2 separate regions of the Homo sapiens genome follow, and region 2 is linked to region 1. A link is a contact called in ENCODE Hi-C or POLR2A ChIA-PET data. All regions are on one chromosome and are shown on one strand. Each heading gives the region's core, a stretch centred on a gene start or an enhancer-like site at or near the end of the contact. The rest is flanking DNA. Distances are from core to core; before and after follow the strand shown. Region 1 overlaps RYR1 (ryanodine receptor 1). Region 2 has its middle 20 kb from the start of LINC01480.

Evidence for each region. Hi-C counts contacts between places; a loop is a spot of excess contacts on that map. ChIA-PET counts read pairs that join two places held with the same protein, here RNA polymerase II (POLR2A). Pooled maps may share reads with other maps.
Region 2: a pooled map shows a loop between it and region 1 (4-fold over the local background). The contact joins two enhancer-like sites. A Hi-C loop is called at or near these places in 1 of 50 pooled maps. POLR2A ChIA-PET finds 5 or more read pairs at or near these places in 2 of 52 experiments (activated CD4-positive, alpha-beta T cell and naive thymus-derived CD4-positive, alpha-beta T cell).

The regions. Positions count from the first base shown.
Region 1 is chr19:38,553,741-38,560,466 of GRCh38, reverse strand. The region is part of intron 89 of RYR1 (ryanodine receptor 1); the gene reads right to left. Among named protein-coding and RNA genes, the nearest start is that of MAP4K1-AS1, 39 kb to the left of the region's middle. RefSeq lists an enhancer at 2,986-3,175. Within about 2 kb of position 2,971, at least 3 of the 41 ENCODE cell types and tissues checked have a DNase peak (open chromatin) inside an H3K27ac peak, as active enhancers do.
Region 2 is chr19:41,551,746-41,558,471 of GRCh38, reverse strand. It overlaps a transcript of CEACAM21 not described here. Among named protein-coding and RNA genes, the nearest start is that of LINC01480, 20 kb to the right of the region's middle. Within about 2 kb of position 5,266, at least 5 of the 41 ENCODE cell types and tissues checked have a DNase peak (open chromatin) inside an H3K27ac peak, as active enhancers do.

The DNA.
Region 1 (6,726 bases), core at 1,722-4,221:
GTGTGCCACCGCGCCCAGCCATAACACTCTTTATCTGTTATCCTGCTAATGGAAATGTAGGTTGCTTCCAGATTTGTATTTTGTTTTTGTTTTTTTTTTCTGAGACAGGGTCTCACTCTTTCACCCAGGCTGGAGTGGTGCAGTGGCACGATCTCAGCTCATTGCAGCCTCCACCTCCCAGGGTCAAATGAGTCTCGTGCTTCAGCCTCCTGAGTAGCTAGGACTACAGGTGCATGCCACTGTGCCTGGTGAATTTTTGTATTTTTTTGTAGACGGGGTTTTGCCATGTTGCCCAGGCTTGTCCCAAACTCCTGAACTCAGGTGATTTGCCCTCCTCCGCCTCCCAAAGTGTTGGGATTACAAGCATAAATCACCAAGTTCACCCACAGATTTCTTTCAGACAACACTTTTCTTGAACATTCTTGTGCTGATTGCCCATGCATTTTTGCAAGAGGTTCTCTAGAGCAGCATAAAATGTTCTTGACCGCACTCACTCAACCATAAGAATACATTTTACAATGTGACTCAAAAAAAAAAAAAAAGGTTTCATGACATAATTCTGACCTTTGCTGTGTAGCACACTCTGCAGTGTTCTATTTTATTTCTAAAGATGCTGGTCACGAGTTACGCATTGCTAAATTAATTTCATTACCTCCAGACGGGTAGCAACATGCAGTGTGAGAAATGTTGCTCTGGGGTATGAACAGAAGCAAAATTTTCTGGCTCTCAAAAGTGCTTTGTAAAAACCCCAGAACTTTGCAAAATGCTTTCTAAATGAGTAACATGCTTTGCAAATCATGAAGGGCTCTAGAAACCACAGAGCATGGAGACATAATCACACCGGAACCCCTCACCTTCTGCCCTCACCTCGTCTGCTTGCCTACCCCTCTATCATGAGCAGTGTGACACTGTCTGTCTCAAAAATCCACCTCTGGCCAGGTGTGGTGGCTCATGCCTGTAATCCCAGGACTTTGGGAGGCCGAGGCGGGTGGATCACCTGAGGTCAGGAGTTCGAGACCAGCCTGGACAACATGGTGAAACCCCGTCTCTACTAAAAATACAAAAATTAGTTAGGCATGATGGTGCGTGCCTGTAATCCCAGCTACTTGAGAGGCTGAAGCAGGAGAATGGCTTGAACCTGGGAGGCGGATGTTGCAGTGAGCCAAGATTGTGCCATTGCACCTAGCCTGGGCAATAAGAGCGAGACCCTGTCTCAAAAAAAAAAAAAAAAAAAAAAAGAAGCCCACCTCTCCACAGGCGCCTGGGACACTATCACCTCCATTCACTCCTAGACTTTGCTCTTGTGATTTGCTGATCTCTCTGTGTCATCATTCATTGCCCATCCCTTTATTTATTTATTTACTTACTTACTTATTGAGACGGAGTCTTGCTCTGTCTTGCCCAGGCTAGAGTGCAGTGGCACGATCTTGGCTCACTGCAGCCTCCGCCTCCTGGGTTCAAGTGATTCTCCTGTCTCAGCCTCCTGAGTAGCTGGGACTACAGGCGTGTGCCACCACACTGGCTAATTCTGTATTTTTAGTAGAGACAGGGTTTCGCCATGTTGGCCAGGCTGGCCTTGAACTCCTGACCTCAGGTGATCTGCCTGCCTGGGCCTCCCAAAGTGCTAGGATTACAGGTGTGAGCCACCACACCTGGACTATTTTTTTAAAAAATTATTTTTATTTTTTGAGACAGAGTCTTGCTCTGTCACCCAGGCTGGAGTGCAGTGGCGTGATCTTGGCTCACTGAAACCTCTGCCTCCAGGGTTCAAGCGATTCTCCTGCCTCAGTCTTCTGAGTAGCTGAGATTACAGGCATGTGCTACCACGCCAAGCTAATTTTTGTATTTTTAGTAGAGATGGGGTTTCGCCATGTTGGCCAGGCTGGTCTTGAACTCCTGATCTCAAGTGATCTGCCCGCCTTGGCCTCCCAAAGTGTTAGGATTACAGGCATGAGCCAGGCCTTTTTATTTTTCATTTTTGTGGGTACATAGTAGTTGTATTTATTTATGGGGTAGATGAACTATTTTGATATAGGCATGCAATACGTACTCACATCAGGGTTAATGCGTTATCCATTCCCTCTGGCATTTATCCTTTCTTTGTGTTACAGTCTACTTATAGTCTTTTAGTTGTTTTACTTTATTATTAATTTTTTGAGACAAAGTCTGTCTCTACTACCTAGGCTGGAGTGTAATGGAGTGATCATGGCTTGCCATAGCCTCGACCTCCTGGGCTCAAGTGATCCTCCCGTCTTAGCCTTCCAAGTTGGGACCACAGGCATGCACCACCATACCCAGCTAATTTTTTAAACAGTTTTTTTGTAGAGACAAGGTCTCATTATGTTTTCTAGGCTGGTCTTGAACTCCTGGGCTCAAGCGATCCTCCCACCTCAGCCTCCCAAAGTATCGAGATTACAGGCATGAGTCATCGTGCCTGGCTAGTATTTTATTTTATTTTATATTTTATTGTATTATTTTATTTTATTTTTGAGAGAGTCTCACTCTGTTGCCCATGCTGGAGTGCAGTGGTGCAATCTCGGCTCACTGCAACCTCCGCCTCCCGGGTTCAAGCGATTCTCCTGCCTCAGCCTCCCGAGTAGCTGGGAATACAGGCATGCACCACCATGCCTAGCTAATTTTTGTATTTTTATTTCTTTTTTTTGAGACAGAATTTCGCTCTTGTCACCCAGGCTGGAGTGCAATGACGCGATCTTGGCTCACAGCAACCTCCCCCTCCTGGGTTCAAGTGATTCTCTTGCCTCAGCCTCCCAAGTAGCTGGGACTTCAGGCATAGGCCACCATGCCTAGCTAATTTTTGTATTTTTTGTAGGGACAGGGTTTGGTTTCGCCATGTTGCCCAGGCTGCTCTCTGTCCCTCTTGTTCCCATTTTTCAGCCTTTCCATTTACTGTCCCCTTTGCCTGGGACACCACAGCCTCGCTGAGTCATATGGTATCTTTCAACTCTCAGCTTCGCTGTCCCCTCCTGCAGAAGGCCTTCCGCCACCAGCCGGTTTACAGGGCTTACCACACCCTGCTCACTCCCACACCCTTCAGACCACAGATTATAACCTGCAATTACTTCGTGTATTTCGTTATTTGCATCTGCCCCTTCCCACTGGACTATCAGCCCCCACAGTGGGCTCTCTGTTTTGTTCACTGCTGTACCTTCAGGACCAGGGCAGTGCCTGACACACAGTAGGTACTCATACTCATTTGTCAAGTGAAGGAAGCATCATGAAAACTAAGAGGCTGGGCGCCGTGGCTCATGCCTATAATCCCAGCACTTTGGGAGGCTGAGGCAGGAGAATCGCTTGAACCTGGGAGGCGGAGGTTGCAGTGAGCCGAGAGCATGCCACTGCACTCCAGCCTGGGTGACAGAATGAGACTCTGTCACAAAAAAAAAAAAAAAAAAAAGAAATGAGACTATCGCCATTTTGCAATCTCTAATGAATGAATATGTCTGAGTGTTGAGCAGAAACAGCTGCTGGCATCTGGAAAGGAGGTGCCTCCTGGTGGAGGTATACAGTAGCCCCACATAGGAAGGTTCTGGCTAAAAAACTCCTTACACCCAAATCTGAATCTGCTCGAACTTTGGCTGAGTCCCACTTTGGAGGAAACCCAGGGGACACAGGAACACATGAAATGACACCACAAGGACGCATTGGTCAGGTCCAGACTATGGGAAGCTCTACAACTAGGACAGCACTATCCACTGATAGACTTAGTGTGAAAAAAGAATGAAAAATGTCGAGCTAATCATTTTTTAGATTGATTATGGCCAGGCACAGTGGCTCTTGCCTGTAATCCCAGCACCTTGGGTGGCTGAGGAGGGTGGATTGCTTGAGCACAGGAGTTTGAGACCAGCCTGGGCAACATGGCAAGACCCCATCTCTATAAATAAATAAACAGGATTGATTCCATGTTGAAATAATATCCTGAGTGTACTAGATTATGTGTAGTGTTTCATTTTACTTTTTTTTTTTTTTAACAGAGTCTTGCTCAGTTGCCCAGGTTGAAGTACAGTGCCATGAACATGGCTCACTGCAGCATTAACCTCCAAGGTTCAAGAGATCCTCCTGCCTCAGCCTCCCCAGTAACTGGGACTACAGATATGCACTACTACACCTGGTTATTTTTTAAAGTTTTTATAGAGATAGGGTTTTGCTGTGTTACGCAGGCTGGCTCAAACTCCTGGCCTCAAGTGATCCTCCCGCCTTGGCCTCCCAAAGTGCTGGGATTACAGGCACGAGCCACCATGCCGGTCCTCTTTTTACTTTTTAAAAAACATGGCTATTAGAAAATTTAAAATTATGGTGACTCACGCCTGTAATCCCAGCACTTTCGGAGGGTGAGGAGGGCAGATCACTTTAGGCCAGGAGTTTGAGACTACCCTGGCCAACATGGCGAAACCTTGTCTCTACTAAAAATACAAAAATTAGCCAGGTGTGGTGGCGCATGCCTGTAATCCCAGCTACTCAGGAGGCTGAGGCAGGAGAATCACTTGAACCTGACAGGTGGAGGTTACAGTGAGCTGAGATTGCCCCACTGCACTCCAGCCTGGACAACAGAGTGAGACCCTGTCTCAAAAAAAAGAAGAAAATTTAAAAATATACATATTGCTCATATTGTATTTCTGTTGGACAGTAAAGATCTGCAGGACTGGATCTCCAGGAGATAAATTGCAAGGAAAAAGAAAAGATAATAGAGGGGAAGCAAGAGATGAAAGATGATTTTAAAAAGTATCAGCCAATTGCAATGGGTGGCCCTTGTTTGGATTCTGATTTAAAGAAGCTACAAAAAATCCTGATAGTTACATGAAAGTTATGAGATTTGGAAATTTGCACACTCACTAGATATTTGATGATTTAAAGGACTGTGACTTTTTTATTTGTACTGTTTTATTTTGGGTTAGGAGTGATGACATTGTGGTTTGTTAAATAAAAGGAACGTCTTTTAAGGCCACACACACATACACACACACGTGCGCACACACACATGCATTTTTTTTTTTTTTTTTTTGAGGCAGGGTCTCACTCTGTTGCTCAGGCTGGAGTGGAGTGCAGTGGTGTGTTCAGGACTCACTGCGACCTCAACTTCTCGGTCCTCCCACCTCAGCCTCGCAAGTAGCTAGGACTACAGGCATGTGCCACCACACTCGGCTAATTTTTTGTATTTTTAGTGGAGACAGGGTTTCGCCATGTTGCCCAGGCTCTTCTCAAACACCTGGACTCAAACAGTCCACTCTCTTGGACCTCCCAAAGTACTGGGATTACAGGCGTGACCCACCGTGTCTGGCCAAGACCATATATATTTTATGATACCATTTATATGCAGTGTTCAGAATAGGCAAATCTATAGAGGCAGAAAGATCAGTGGTTACCGGGGGCTGGGGTGGGGGAAGTGGGAAATGACTGCTAATGGGTATGGGGTTCGTTTTCAAAGGATGATTAAAATGTTCTAAAATTAGATTGCAGGGATGGCTTCATAATTCTGTGAACACACTATAAACCACTGAACTGTACATTTTAAATGGGTGGATTTTATGGTATGTACATTCTATTTCAGTAAAGACACTTTAAAAAGGAAGTGTTTTAATTAAGAGACAAATAAAATTTGCAGATAGGAAAACAATGAAGATAACCTCAAGACTGTTTACTGACCAGGAATAAATCAGTAACCTAAAATGTGGTTTCTGTTGGGTGAGGTGACTCATTCCTGTAATCCCAGCGCTTTGGGAGGCTGAGGCAGGAGGATCCCTTAAACCCAGGAGTTCAAGACCAGCCTGGGCAACATAGGGAGACCTCATCTCTGTTAATATAATTAAACATTTAAATAAATAAATAAATAAAATGTGATTTCAAACACCAGAAAGGGCCTTCCAAGCTATAGTAGATGTTTTGAAATCTACAAAGTACTTCATCAATGAAGATGTGATTTGTAAACTGTCAAGAACTCTGGCAACCATGAAGAACTTGGGAAATTATAGAACAATGCTACTTATTTTTTTTTTCTTTTGAGACTGAGTCTTGTTCTGTCGCCCAGGCAGGAGTGCAGTGGCGCAATCTCAGCTCACTGCAACCTCTAACTCCCGGGTTCAAGCAATTCTCTGCCTCAGCCTCCCAAGCAGCTGGGATTACAGGTGCATGCCACCATGCCCGCTATTTTTTCGTATTTTTAGTAGAGATGGGGTTTCACCGTGTTGGTCAGGCTGGTCTCGAACTCCTGACCTCAGGTGATCCACATGCCTCAGCCTCTCAAAGTGTAGCAAGAGTAATTGTTATAGCCAGCATTGCTTTAGGCCCAAATACTACAGCCTTCCTCAGCACATTTCCCTCCATCTGCTGGAACTCTGCAGTAAAACATGTACAAATGTAAAATGTCTGTGGTATAAATGACATCCTTGTGCAGTGCACAATGGGTGCAACTATCCATGACAGCCCTGACTGCAACATGGGTTGTATAGCAAAACATTGGGAATAAAGCCAGTGTCCATCAACAAGGAATAGCAAATAAACCATAATATACACACAGCGTGGAATATTGGACACCTGTAAAAAAGAATGACGACACTTCCTATATCTCCAGAATATGTTATTAAATAATGCAGACCAGTGATGTTATACCTATTATGTACAAAACGAGAAAAACAAAAATATCTGTTTGTATTTTCATTTAAAAAATGATGGAAGGATACAAAAGAAACTAACGAAAGGGCTTTACCATGG
Region 2 (6,726 bases), core at 4,017-6,516, 3.0 Mb before region 1:
GTTTCGTCCTGTTAGCCAGGGTGGTCTCGATCTCCTGACCTCATGATCTACCTGCCTCGGCCTCCCAAAGTGCTAGGATTACAGGTGTGAGCCACCGTGCCCAGCTGGGTTTTTTATATTATAAGGAGATGTAATAGATAGATAGATGTTTCAAAGATAGTCAAATGTTTTTAAAATTTAAAACACTTTTTTACAGGTTGACTTTCACCATTTAATTTCATCTATGTGTTTTGCCTTAGAGAAATTTTAAATGCTATGTAGATCTCATGACTTATAATTATGAAGCATTTTGTTTTCTGTTTTCCACGAAACTTAGCTTAACTTTGAGCATATAATAGTTGTAAAGGTAGGAGAGTAACACTGAAAAAAGGAATTGCATTAAAATGGCACATTTTCTGTAGAGTTGTTTATCGCCTGAAAATAGGCCCCATTTCATGGAAGTAAGATGATCAGGCTCAGGTCCCCAGACGAAACTCTTGGCATGGTTTTTGGAGATAGTCCAGGGCTCAGTACTGGCTCTATCATTTGCTACTTCTCCCAAAGTAACCAATATCTCATCCACCCTGAGCCCATTTCCATATCTCTAACATGAGGATAATAGCATCTACCTTACACACCAAGTAGAGGGATCAAATGTAGGAACTAAATCAAAGTACCAGCACTGAATAACCTACATCCTCCCACTTCCCAAAAGGAAGAGAGATGTATCCCCTGTTGACAAACGAGACCATTTTGCAGGAGAGAAAGGAAATGCCAGTTCACTTGCAATGTAAACATGCTCTCTCTTTTTAGGGATGTCCAGGGACCTGAGAGAGAACCCATGCTTACCAAAGAGTTTCTAGTTCCAGACACACAGGACTAGAAGGGTGACAAGTATGGTTTTCAGGGTCCCTGAATCCACCCAGTCCTCACAGAAACTCCTAAAAGCTGTCGATTGACAGCGTTGAGTTCACAGCTCTGGTCCTCACATGCTGATACTGCTTGTGATATCGAACCCGACAGGACCCCACATCACAATTGATTTACCAACTACAATATAATACCTCCTGAATCTCCAAATTGGCTCACCCAGGAACAAAGGCTTGGGGTAAAACTGGATTAGGAGATATAAGCTCTGAATTTTCTGAGGGTGAGACACACAAGGATTCTAAGTGACACGCCACAGAGTAACGGGTCTGTGACTGGAGGACCCACAGATTTGTCTTACTGGAGACACCACATGCACACAAACTCCATCCTTAGCTGTGGAAACAAGGGTCTTTTGCTATCTTAGCCGAATTCTGGGAGTAATTTTTGGAGGGGAGGAGATCTTTGGGATTGCCTCTTTCAGGCCCTTTACAAAAATACCTACTTCTTAAATGGTAAAGCTTACACTAAACTGAAAAAATTACATCCTTGGCTTTTTATGAAGTAGGTGTTGGATTGAATCACTACTGGAAGAAGTATGGCATCGCAAATTCTAAGCAGTGGTCAAAGGATGGATCTGTTAAATTAGAAAAATCTCTAAATTTATAAAAAGATTTTAGATTCCTTTATTCTAAACAATTGACCTATTTGTACTCATGGGACAATCAAATTTCAAAGGAGATATGTAACGATTTCATGGCTTGCATTAAAAATCCTTCTGATAAAATTAAAGATAAAAAATCTGACCCCCTGCCAAAAAAATCTTTTGAAGTTCATACTGCCTGCTTTCAATATTCTGTGGGATTCACAATGAAAGGTGCCTTATATTGTGGCCTAGCTTCAAGTTTATGCCTTCGCCACCATGGCCTGGGTTCAATTCCCAGTCAGGGCCCCAGCGCCTTTGGTTTAATGTTTGCGTGGCATTTGACTTTTTTACCTATTTAGTATTGGTGAGATTACCTTTGGTAAAAAAAAGTTTAAAGAGTGGAAATCGCAATTCTTTGTGTTGGCTAAAATCTGATTATAAGAGATCTGGAAGGTTTTATTTTTCTTTTTCAAAGAGCTCTATGGTCAGAAGTCGGCTTCATGAAAAGCTAATATTTAATTATATGTACATACAGTCTTTCTGGATTTTCTCTTTTGCCTCCTGTTTTGAAAAATATTTGGATTTGAGTGAAACTCCGTTTTAGAAATTAATTGCTTGGTACAATATACCCATGTAACTACCCTGCACATGTACCCCCTGAATCTATAATAAGAGTTGAAATTTTGACAAAATAAAATTAGATTTTGAATTAAAACAAATAGGTGCTTGGTTCCTCTGCTCACTTCTTTTTAAAAGGAATTCCTCTCCCATGTACTTCTTCTTTTCCCTTCTTTACCTTCCTTTTGGCATCTTTGGTATCACATGAAGGGATCTAGAGGGAATTTTAAGTGACTCTGAAATTCCTTGAGAAATACACAAAAAGATCCCACTCACCCCTTTTGGGGGTCTCCTGTTCTCCTTGTGGAGTCCAGAGTCAGGGACAGGCTCCTCCAGGTCTGCAGCTCTGCTCTCTTTTATTTCATCTTGGCTGATTGCTTTGGTTTTGTGAGTACCAGGCATTACTTTGTACTGTGAGAGACACGTCCTTTGTGAGTGCAACGGCTGCTGGGTCACTGGTGAGGGCTGCAGTTTGGAGATGGCTGAGAGCCGTTGCAATAAATGGTTGTGATTGCAGGGGGCTCCTTGTTTCTTTGCAAGTTTAGATGAGAAAGGTGCAGTTTGGACACAGTTTAAAGGCTGTGAAAACACCACCAATGAATATGATTTCCTTTGGGGATGGTCTGATTAAAAGTGGGCTGATTGTTGCTGTGCTACTAGCCTTGAAGACATGTTTCTACAGCATTGTGCAGTGTGGAAAAATTGTGTGGCTTGGTCTTGTGGCATGTCCCTTCTTTTAGAGACCTCAGATTCAATGTGAAATTCGGGATTTTTGATTTTCAAAGATCTAGATGCCCTGCCTTCCAGATGTGCCTACTCTTCACATATTTTAAAATTAGATCCTATAAACTGCAAATACTTTGTTGGCTTCTGTGAGATCAGAGGTCCAGTTAGAAAAGGAAGACAGTTTGTTAAAATTAAAAACTATTTATCTAATCTAACTAGATTGGCCTCCAAATATGACTTTCTGACATTCAGCTGGTTACTCTGAAAAGATTTCTAAATCTCTTGAGGCTCATCTATATGTTTCCTTGCAAAGAAAAAAAAAAAAAAAAAAAAGCAAGCCCAAGCACTAGTAAGAAAAAGATTTGCAATGTTTCATGAAAGGAGTAGATGAGTGAAGCATTTATTTGTAGATACTGGGTTGGATACCTGTGCAAAGAAGAAGAGGTCAATAATAAAAATTGCCAGGGGATTTCTTGGAACTTAACAAGCTGAATTAAATATAGAAATGTCAGGAAATCAAGGCAGGAAATACTCACTTGTGGTTAGGCAGACAGGGCAGGGTTCTGAGCTTGAGATGGAGCAAACAGTTGTGGTGGGTGAAGTTCACATGCTTTAGAGCTCAGCTGTCCTAGTAAAGAAGCCTAAGAGTCTCTAAAGCTCTTATGAGAAGATGGATTTTTTTTGCCTAGATTAAAAGGTTAAAGAATTGCTTTAAGTTGGATAAAATAAAGCTAAATGTTTAAGCAAGTTGTGAAAGGTTTATGAAAAAATTAATTAAAATATTTTTGTGTGTAAACATATTGACTAAAGTTGAAGGGGTATAATTCAGCATTTCTGTAAATTGAGCATTGAAATAAAAACACAATGGGTTTCTCTTAGAGCACTAACCTGCTCTTTAACAAAAATTGTAAAGGGTTATAGAAAGTCTATAAAAATGTTACCTTATGGTCAAACATTAAAATTGGGTAAATATGTCTATCAGGTTTTATTAAGAATTAGGTTTAACATTAATAGTACACTAATGTAAAGGTGAAATTTGGCTTATTTGGTACAAAAATCATACAGGAAGCATTGTGAAATATAAAATGATTTTTAGCTTTCTTTGGGCTATATTTCTATAAATATGTTATTGATGAGGGTTCCAAAGTTATGGGAGACTCCTATAATTCTGCTATATCTCAGTGTACATTATCAGTCATAATTATAATTGTCATGTTAAATTATTGTGGGCCACAGAGGTAACAGATTTCCTTGTCAATTGTGTCTTTGACTATGACTACCCTAAAACGTTCAGTCACCCATATACACATGTTACCTTGTTTTGGCCCTCTTTAGAAGGTAATTTTATAATCAGCTATAAAGCCCTAACAGGTGCTCTTAAATGCAAATTTTGATAACTTTGGAGATTGTGACATCAGAAGAGAGGAAAAATGTTCGGGACACTTGGAGAGCTAAAATGTTCATTGATATCAAGCAGGACAGGAATTAACTGCATGAAGTGAACTAATAGGAGGCTGAAGTGATCTTTTTGACTTTTTGCTTAAAACGTTGCTGATCCTTTGTTTTGCTTTTCAGAGTCAAGGCAAATTTTCTTTTGAGCTATTGACAGCTTTTAACGATTAATCAAAATATACTCCTATGAACACCATTTGGAGCATTATTTGTTTCTCTCTACCCGATTTCCCCAGAATTTGGAAACTATTTGTGGGTATTCTTAATTTATGGCAATATAGTTATTTGCATAAGTGCAATAAGAATGTGTTTTCTTTGGTAACAGGACACAATTTGAAAAACTGGTTATTTTACCAAGGTTTTGACCAGAATGCTGTGCTTTCCTTTAAGGAATCAAACTTGACTTGTGGAGCTAATAAAGCCTTTGGAAAACTGACCTTATATCCTGTGAACACAGTCCCTGTACAGGGTTACTGATCTGTGGGAAGAAAAGAATGTCACATTCTGACAGGTCAGGAATCCCAAGTTATCTTGAAACTTCAAGAGGACAGGAATTCACCCAACCATATGTATTTGATGGTAGAAATCCATGGCAGGGGCTCAGCTTTAAAAAGTCTTATCTCAGATTCCTTCTATAAAACAAAGTCCCATTAAAACCAATTTTAAAAGCCTATGTGAAAAATAATTATTCTTGCTGCACCTCGTACAAATAAAGTGGCAAAGCATAATAAAGCAAATTGGTCCTGTCGTAATTTGTCTTTAGTAAAAACGGGAAACTGGGGTCGGGTGCAGTGGCTCACTCCTGTAATCCCAGCACTTTGGGAGGCTGAGGTGGGCAGATCATCTGAGGTCAGGAGTTCAAGACCAGCCTGGCCAACACGGTGAAACCCCATCTCTACAAAAATACAAAAATGAGCCGGGCATGATGGCGGGTGCCTGTAATCCCAGCTACTCAAGGGGCTGAGGCAGGGAAGCGGAGGTTACAGTGAGTCAAGATCGTGCCACTTCACGACAGCCTGGGTGACAGAGCAAGACTCCATCTCAACAACAACAACAAAAAAGGGTAACTGGAGAGAGGGAAGTTATGTTTCAAAAACTTTTGGAAACTATAGTACACCTGTTTTTAAATTCTAGTCTGGCATTCAGTTTTTATTATTTTCTACAGTTTGGGTTAAATTCGTATTTCTCTGGCTACAAGTCTCCTAAATAATCTTTTCATTTGTTTCCTTTTTCTTTCCCTTTTTCCCCATTTTTCTTAATTGGAAATCACTGAAACCTAAGCTGTGCTTTCTTAAAGCCCTGTGAACTGAAGACTAGACAACCGAAACTTCTGAAGGAAGTAGCAGCAACCTATTTATATGTGTTGCTGTTGCCTACTATTATGTTTTAGCAGGTGCTGCCTCTACACCCCCGAAACAGAGAGTGCTACTGGGAACAAATCGACTTTTTCCACTCCAGTGCTGCATTCGGTGCCCCATAACGATGACCCCCTCTCAGCAGGAAGTAGCCAGAAAGATTACAATGCTCCATCTCCCTATGATTCTTGTGATAAATAAATATACAAGCATGATAGAAATCATGCGCAAATTGACAGTGGGGATTGTGGCAGGCCAGATTTCACTAATGGAGGTCCCCATCACAACTACTTCAGTACTGACTGAGTGGTTAAGTTCAGTATCAAAAGCTGAAAGTGCCAGCGCCTTTCTACAAAGGCTAGAATGTAACAAAAGCCCACCAAGGGTTTTACCTAGGCCTTTCCTGGGCCTTACAGCATGACAAAACAAAGAAGGAATTCTTAACCAGACCTGTTTAGGATTAAACAAATTTAATTGGGGGTCTGAAGAAACTCGCCAGGCCTCCACAAACAAGTTCATTGGGGGTCTAAAGGAACCCCCCCCAAACCTCTGTGATTGAGCAGGAGACAAGGTCAGGGTAATAGCCCCAGCACCTGGACTCATTTAGATTTAAGTAAATGTACTGAGGCTCCAGAGAAAGGTCTCCAAGACTTAGACTAGAGTTACAGATTAAAAGAAGTTAATCACTTATATCTTTAGATAAATGCACACTGACACGTAGACATACATCTTAGAAAATATATAAGCTCTGGAAAACCTTGTAATTTACAGTTGGTCTGGAGATATTTTCTGGGCCTTCTCTCTGTAACCGGTTCCAGAAATAAAAAACTCTCTTCCTCCCCAGTTTATCTGCATCTCGTTATTGGGCCGTGAGAAATAGCAGCCAGACCCTGAGTTTGGTCTGGGAACACACTGGCTGGGCTTCCTGCCTGGCGGTAGAGCTTCACTGTCCTCCTTCCCAGCCAAAATGTGGCCCTTGAAGGCTTCCTCCCCAACTGACCGGTTTTGGGTTCTAGGTACTCAGGGAACACCGTCTTCAAGGAGGCCATTTTCATACTGTTCCTGGTTTGATTTTTCTGAAAT